Linked DNA regions of Homo sapiens: region 1 is linked to region 2. A link is a contact called in ENCODE Hi-C data. All regions are on one chromosome and are shown on one strand. The core of a region is the stretch at or near the end of the contact, and the rest is flanking DNA. Distances in the headings are between cores, read along the strand shown.

Region 1 (3,723 bases), core at 760-3,259, 5.9 Mb before region 2:
TAATTCATTCAAATTATCTTACACTTTGCATCTTATCCATATGCAATTGTGAACCTTGCCAGAAGTGGTTGGAAAAGTTTCATTCCATACTTCCACAAGTTACTAAAATAGGAACTTTGGAAGTTTGTTAGGAAAAAAAAAAAAAACTTTTACAGTAACTAAAAGTAACTGCTATCCATTATTAATGCTAGGCCTAAATCCCAAACAGACCATTTCAACATAAAAGATGCGTTTAAGAGTCTTCTGAGATCAAATACCCGGTATTATTACTGTTAGATATTGCAATAAGAAGGGATGTCATGTGGGAAATAAATCCAGAATCTAGAGAGGAGAGCGAAAACTACTGATACTTTTTAGCCTTCCAGAAACTATTCCGGTTAAACCGTTATCTCCTACTAAATGAAGGCAAGAAGTGGTAGGTTTTTTAAGGGAGAGGTGAATAAACATTTTATGTGAAGCATATAACTTCATGTAGGTGATTAATGGTCAGATCCTAATGTACCAAAGCAGTATGAAATCTCACGCTTAAAAAAAAAATAGCGCAAAACCACTTTGACTTCAAGCCTTTTAGTCAAGGAAAACAAATAACATATTCAAAGGGGACCGGATTTGAAGTCTCGAAGTAGCAATATTTTGCCTGGGGGTGGGTAGACAAGGGAGGAATGGACAGGGGGGCACGGAAAGGAGAGGCGGTGGGGCGCAAGAGCCCCATGCTCTGAGTTGAGTCGGAGGGGAAAAGTTGCCCCCGTCCTGCGCGCGGAGCGGCCGGAGTCGCGCGGTGGCGGTGGTGGTGGTGGCGGCGGCGGCGGCGGGGGGAGCCGTGTCCGGCCCGGGCCGCCGCTCCGGCTCCCGGCTAGGAGCCCAACTCTGCCCGGCGCTACCCGGCCCGCGGCCCGCGGCCTCCGGCGTTCGGCGCCCTGCACAACGTGGGCTCGTCTCGGCCCCGAAACTTTCACTCCGGGAGAGCCAACGGGCCACCGGCGCGCGGCGAGGACGCAGGCTCCACCCGGCCGGCGCGGGGGAACGCGCGTCCACGTAGCCCCGCTCAGCCGAGGGCTAGCCGCAGCCTGCCCGCGTCCGAGGGGCGCTGTCCGGGCCGGGGCCGGGACGGGAGCCCGCGTCCTTTCCGCGGCCGGACCCCGAAGGCTGACAAACAATAAACAAAAGTAAGAGTTCGGGAAGACGGCGGGGGGCTGCGGCAGCGCAGGCTGCGGGGAGCGGGCCGTTGGGCGCAGGCACCCGAGGTCTCCCCGCACCCGAGGACTGCAGCCGGCCCGAGCGTGCGGGGTGAGCGGTGGGCTCCGTCGGCGGCCCCCTCCCCGGGCGCTGCGGCACTACGGAATCCCTGCTCCCGGCAGCAGAAACGCTGAGCCAGATTTCTGCGTGTCATGGACTGCAACCCCGCCGAAACACGTGCGGGGTGTCCGAAAACACTGCTGTTCCGCAGTCCGTCGCCCCGATATTAATTAACGCATTAATAAGAGGGCGCCATTAGCCATGTGCCCACACAAATGGCCGTGCAAGAGGAATGCACCCGCATGGAAACAAAGTTACTTTCTTTAAGCGGGATCCCCCCCCCCACCCGCGGGCACACGCGCGCACACACACAGAAACACGCGCAGACACAGACACACACCGAGACGCACGCCCTGGGCCCGGCCGGAGCGACGGCCCCGGTGCCCCCCACCCAGCCCCAGCCCTGCCCCCGGCGCCCCGGCCCCCAAGCCCTCCGCATCCACGCCGCGGCTTACCTGGGTGAGACAGAGCGGAGAATACATAACTGCCGGGCGCTGGGGTATGCGTGTGCGTCTGGGTGTGCGGTTTGGAGGTGTGCGTGAGTGTGGGTGAGAGAGGAGAAAGAGGGAGAGAGGAAGAGAGAGAGAGAGAGAGAGAGAGAAGGGGGGAGAAAAAAAAATCAAGCCTGCTTCTTGCGTTCACATTTCCAAGTCGGCTCAACTGCAGCCAGCCAGCCAGCGCTATTGCCGCTCCATGAGCTGAACTTTAACCCCGCCTAGAGTTTCCCTACACTCCACTATACATGCCTACTGTACGCGGGTGTTAAAGGCATAGCGCACCCTTTCCCGCTCCCGCGCCGGCCCGGCCGGGTGCCCGCGAGCTGCCCGCGCGCCCGCCTCCGCCTCCGCTCTGCACCGCACCGCACAGCCGCCGCCCGCTCGCGCCGCCGCCGCGGGGGGGAGGGGGTGTGGGGGAGGGGGCGGCTGCGGCGCCGCGCGGCCAGCCGGGTCCCGAGCCTCCGCGGCCGCTCGCGCTCGCAGGCTGGCTCGCTCGCTCCCCGGCTCTCTCCGTGGCTCGCTCCTTGCTCGCTCGCTTGCTCGCTCTCCCGCTCGCTCCCCGGCCCCCCCGCCCCCTCCCCCGATCAGCGCATTACTGGGTAACGCAGTGAGGAGCAGTTACAGTCTGTACTCCCGGGCAGCTATAGGCTGCCACAGGATGTGCTTAAGCAAACAAAACTACTTTTCCTCGTCCCCATCCCCCCACCCCCGCTGCAGACCTCCGCGGACCTCGGTGGAGGACTTGGGCAACTTTGCCAGGTTGCCCCGCACCCCCCGGGCCACCGCGTGGGCACGTAGAGAACCGAGGAGGAGGCCGGGCGGCACATTTGCATGTATGCAAATTTCTTTGAAAAATCAGACCTCCTAGGTAACTTTTTTTCCCCCACTGAAATGCGGTAAGGCTCAAAGCATTGTAATCTCTCCAGCGAAGCTTTCTGTGGGAATAGATTCGTCGGCAGAGGTAATTATGCACACAATCCTGCAAACTTTGTGCAGCTTCGGTCCTGTGGCATTCAGAAGCGGGGGTGGTGAGGAATCAGTGCCCACAGAAGATTCACCGGATTTGGGGGGCGGGGGTCTGGAGAAAAGAAGGCGGAGATTAATGAGCGTTATCCCTCCCAGGACTGTGAAACTAGTGGGTTTGAACACAGACGCCATAGAAAAAGTTCTATCACGTTCAGAAACAACAGTGGTTTAGCTGTGACATCTTTTACTTTTTAGGAGGAAAAAAATATGTGAAAGGGATGTCCCCTTAGGGAAGGGAGATATTCTGATCCACAAACGCGTGCCCAGAACTGGACATAGGCTATCATTACCGTCCCAGTTTCTGGGACACCTCTGGAAGGGTGCCTTTTAAGAATCCCTTTTTTCCCTCCCCCAGGTAATAGTTCTTAAAATGGAAAAGAGCTTCCTGCAATTATTTTAGGTTTGCTAAAGTATTGTTTTGGCAGAAAAGAGGGGGGTGGTTTTTAGGGTTTGGCAAGTTGCCAGTAAGCCTGCTTTTCCAGTTTTTTTTTTTTAACCTCATATTTTCTCTCTAGGCTCTCCTCTCTCGGAGGGGGGAAAGCCTACCTGCCTCTTCTAAGCCCCCATCCCTTATTTTACTTCTCTTCCTCATGATGGTTTGCAAAATGCTGCATTTGACAACCCTTCTCAAAATTCCAAAAGGAAAGAGGTAGGTATCATGTTGAAAGACACTGGCACACAGGGGAATCTGCCCTTCGGTGGAGGTGACATAACCAGAGAGTCTCTAAAGAGGGGACATTCCTGTAGGAAAGTGAGGGTAAGTGATGTGTTAACAAGTGAGGGTGAGTGATGTGTTAAGGCCACTCTCATTCAGACTTCTTTTCAAAGCAAGGGGCAGGAAATACTGTACTGGAGAAAGAGCAAAAGAGAACCTCTGAAATAATTCTGCATCTGTCTAAAGTTA
Region 2 (3,462 bases), core at 425-2,924:
TCACCCTGTAAATCAAATTGCTGGTATTTATAAACACAGGTGGCAAGTTACTAGGTACGAAGGGTTCGTGGTCCAGGGGAAAATATGCCAGCAGAGTGCAGAGACAATGTCTAGGTACCGGCCCTAATTTAATATTTGGTGTATGTAAAGATCTTCGTGAGTGCTGGGCTGGCAACAGCAGGGGTTTGATGGGATGAAAAAGTAAGGTTAGCTGGATTTCAGGTTCAGGAAGAAACCAGGATGAGGACATTAGAAGATGAACTCAGCAAGTATGTAGGAATAGGCATAGGAGATGAACTCAGCAAGAATGAAGGGATATCCGAATCTTGGGAAAGGGTGGGAAAATAACCTAGAGAACTATGGATTGAAGGAAATTGAAGAGGAAAAATAGCAAGGACTTAGGCCCAGGACGGCTTTGAATGCGGCTCAGCACAAATTCGTAAACTTCTTAAAACATGATGAGATTTTTTAAAAGTTTCATCAGCTACCATTAGCGTTAGAATATTTTATATGTGGTCCAAGACAATTTTTCTCCTTCCAATGTAGCCCAGGGAAGCCAAAAGATTGGACACCCTTGGCTTAGATGGTGGAGTCAAGGGAACTAAAGATATGACCCCAGTGTGCCAATGCCAAAGGTGAGAAGAGAAAGCAAAGAAAGCAGGCCTTTAAAGAGGTAGAGGAATCCTCAAAGGTGGAAAGAAACAGGGATAGGATGCTGCCCAAGAGGCAGGGACAAAGAATCGGAGCCAAAGACTGCGGTAAAAATGTGGGAAGGTGATGTCCACGATGTTCGAACGAGTCCGTGGCCGAAGGAAGTAAGAGTCTGGGTTTCTGGAGGTTTTCATACAGAGAACTGGGATTTAGATTTCGGGCTGGAAAAATATATTTTGGACTCTCAGGGGCTTTCAGGGTAAGAGTTCGGTAGAGTTCAGTCAGCTTGGCGGAGACAGGTAGTCAGTTAATGTTGGAAGGAAAATTCGGACAGCTGGGAATTAATTTCAACGGGTTTAGGGTGATTTCGGCAAGGGCTGGCGGGGCTAGGGTCGAGTGTGAATTTCGTCTTGGGTGGTCCACGCGTCTGGTTTGGGCAGGAATTTCTGTGGGCAGCGAGGCGTATTCAGGCAGCGTTGCGGGTGAATCTGCGTGGGATGAGGGTGGATTTCCTTCAGGACTGCGGTGCATTTCAGGCCGGGGTGGAGGTGCCTCACAGCCGCGGCGCAGGGAATTCCCTCTAGGATGGGGGAGCGGGTCGGGCGGCGCCGGCCAGGGAGGGGAAGTCCAACGGGGGTTCGGAGAGGCTCGGGGGACTCGGACGGAGAGAAGCCGGGTCGCGGCTGCGGAGGCTCGGCCGGCCAAGGGATTTCCGCGACGTTCAGCGCTGCGAGCTGCGCGGCGCTGCGGCCCCTCCCGTCCCGGGGGAACCTGTTGCCGGCGAAACAGGCGGGCGGTGGCGACGATGGAGAAGCCTTCCTCGCCTCTGCCTGGCTGCACGGCAGCCCTTTCACCTTAGGCACGCTCCGCGGCGCGGCCCCTCCCTCCGCTCCTTCGTTTAAAACAAACAGAATACGCCGCCGCCAACCCTAGCCTGCCAACGGCGAGCACGGTCGCCTCCCGTGCCGCTTCCGGGAGCCGAGGCGCGGCCCCGCCGCCCGGGGAGGAGGAGGCGGAGGGGGAGGAGGCCAACATGGCGGCGCGCAGGGCTGGGCCGGGCCGCAGCCGCGCCTGAGCGCCTCACCGCACTAGCTCGGCTCGCAGGACCCAAGCCCGCACCCAGCCTGGCCCGGCTGCTGCGGAGCACCCGGGGCAGGAACGCAGGGGCCAACCTGGGCGCGGAGGCGGCGCGGAGGGTGCGCCGCGCGGCCCGCCAGGCCCGGGACCCGTAGCTTCGCCGTGCGCTGGCCGGGGCGGCCAGGAGGCCCAAGCCATGGAATCGGAGGAGGAGCAGCACATGACCACGCTGCTGTGCATGGGCTTCTCAGACCCCGCCACCATCCGCAAGGCCCTGCGCCTGGCCAAGAACGACATTAACGAGGCCGTGGCACTGCTCACCAACGAGCGGCCGGGCCTCGACTACGGCGGCTACGAGCCCATGGACAGCGGCGGTGGCCCCAGCCCCGGGCCCGGCGGGGGCCCGCGGGGCGACGGCGGAGGTGACGGCGGCGGCGGCGGCCCCTCCCGCGGCGGGAGCACCGGAGGCGGGGGCGGCTTCGACCCCCCGCCCGCCTACCACGAGGTGGTGGACGCGGAGGTGAGGAGGGGCAACCCCAGACCTCTGTGGGAAGCCACTGGGCTGGAGTTCCTGGGAGGGGACACACCCCGCTGGGCTTGGTGTGGGGAGAGAGGGCATTCGACTGGGGCTTTAGTGGGGGCGGGGCGGAGAGAGAGAGAGAAGCCCCAGGCTCCAGTTGGGAACCGAAGTCACTTGATTGGGGGTAAGTGGGGAGAGGGACCCATAGGAGAGGCGTGTGAAAGGGAATTAGGGATGCGCAGCGGAGCTGTGGGTTGGGGTGAGGAGGGGTCCCTTAGGCTTCCGGCTATGCACGCCGACGATGGGGAGGAGGCTCCAGGGCTATCATCCGAGATGGGAGGACAGACACTTGAGCATATAGTGGGAAGGATGCGTGCAGTAGGGGGTCGGAAATGGGGTACTAGTGCACTAGGCTAGGTCGGAGATTTTGTGGCACGAGGTTTCAGTGAAGGATTGGCGGAGGCACCAGGCTCAGAGTCAGAAAAAGCGGTGTGGGCCGGCCAGAGTAGTGGTCTTTGACAGGATCACAGGAAAACTGTTGGGGTTAGGAGTGAGGTTGGGGTTTTAGCCAAGGGTCGGAAAGGGGGGGCATTGAGTAGGATTTAAAATGAAGAGGGAAGGGGCCGCGGCCAGGAATGAGGACTTGAATAAAATCAGGTATGAGAGCAGTGGGGATTGCACTGAGAGGGCAGAGGTGGGAGGCCTGGGCAGGGGTGGGAGCTGAGGAGGGTCTAGGCAGGGATGGGGACTGGAATTGGAAGATAGAGCTGGCACCAGGTCTGGGTAAAGAGGGAGTACTGGTCATCGATAAGGTCAGAAATGAGAGAAAATTAGACCGGGGAAAGAGATGGTAGTCATACTGAGGGTGCTATGCAGAGGGGCGCGGAACAGGGTGGGAGCGCAGTGGGGGTGGAGGAGGAGTCTTGAGGCTAATGGCTTTGATCAGAGACCTCAAGTCTAGGTGGAGAAGACTATGCCTGTTTAGTTTGGGGTGTGAGCAAGGAACGTGGGGGAAGAAAACGGACTCTTCTATAATAAAGAAAAAAGATCGACCAGAAGCAGCAGTGCTTTTGAATAATTACTTTGCAGAAACATAGTAGCTCATGGCAGGAATTTTGGTCAGATTCGTTGGGTAGTTCATTTCAGGGGCCAGTAGAGCAGCTTGGCCTGACCACAGAAAAGCACAGATCTCAAATTATTGGGATTGCGTTATT

The links. Hi-C counts contacts between places; a loop is a spot of excess contacts on that map. Pooled maps may share reads with other maps.
Region 1: a map of naive thymus-derived CD4-positive, alpha-beta T cell shows a loop between it and region 2 (8-fold over the local background). The contact joins the promoter of NFIA here to the promoter of USP24 in region 2. A Hi-C loop is called at or near these places in 2 of 168 maps with a recorded cell type or tissue (CD8-positive, alpha-beta T cell and naive thymus-derived CD4-positive, alpha-beta T cell) and 7 of 50 pooled maps.

The regions. Positions count from the first base shown.
Region 1 is chr1:61,080,847-61,084,569 of GRCh38, reverse strand. It overlaps NFIA (nuclear factor I A), which reads right to left and starts at 2,009. Exons shown (of 11, transcript NM_001134673.4): 1 at 1,752-2,009. The coding sequence starts at 1,778. RefSeq lists a silencer at 2,439-2,733.
Region 2 is chr1:55,213,576-55,217,037 of GRCh38, reverse strand. USP24 (ubiquitin specific peptidase 24) reads left to right here and starts at 1,674. Exons shown (of 68, transcript NM_015306.3): 1 at 1,674-2,248. The coding sequence starts at 1,925. LOC100507634 (a long non-coding RNA gene) reads right to left here and starts at 1,630. Exons shown (of 1, transcript NR_038320.1): 1 at 1-1,630. RefSeq lists silencers at 1,497-2,006, 2,077-2,266 and an enhancer at 2,727-2,786.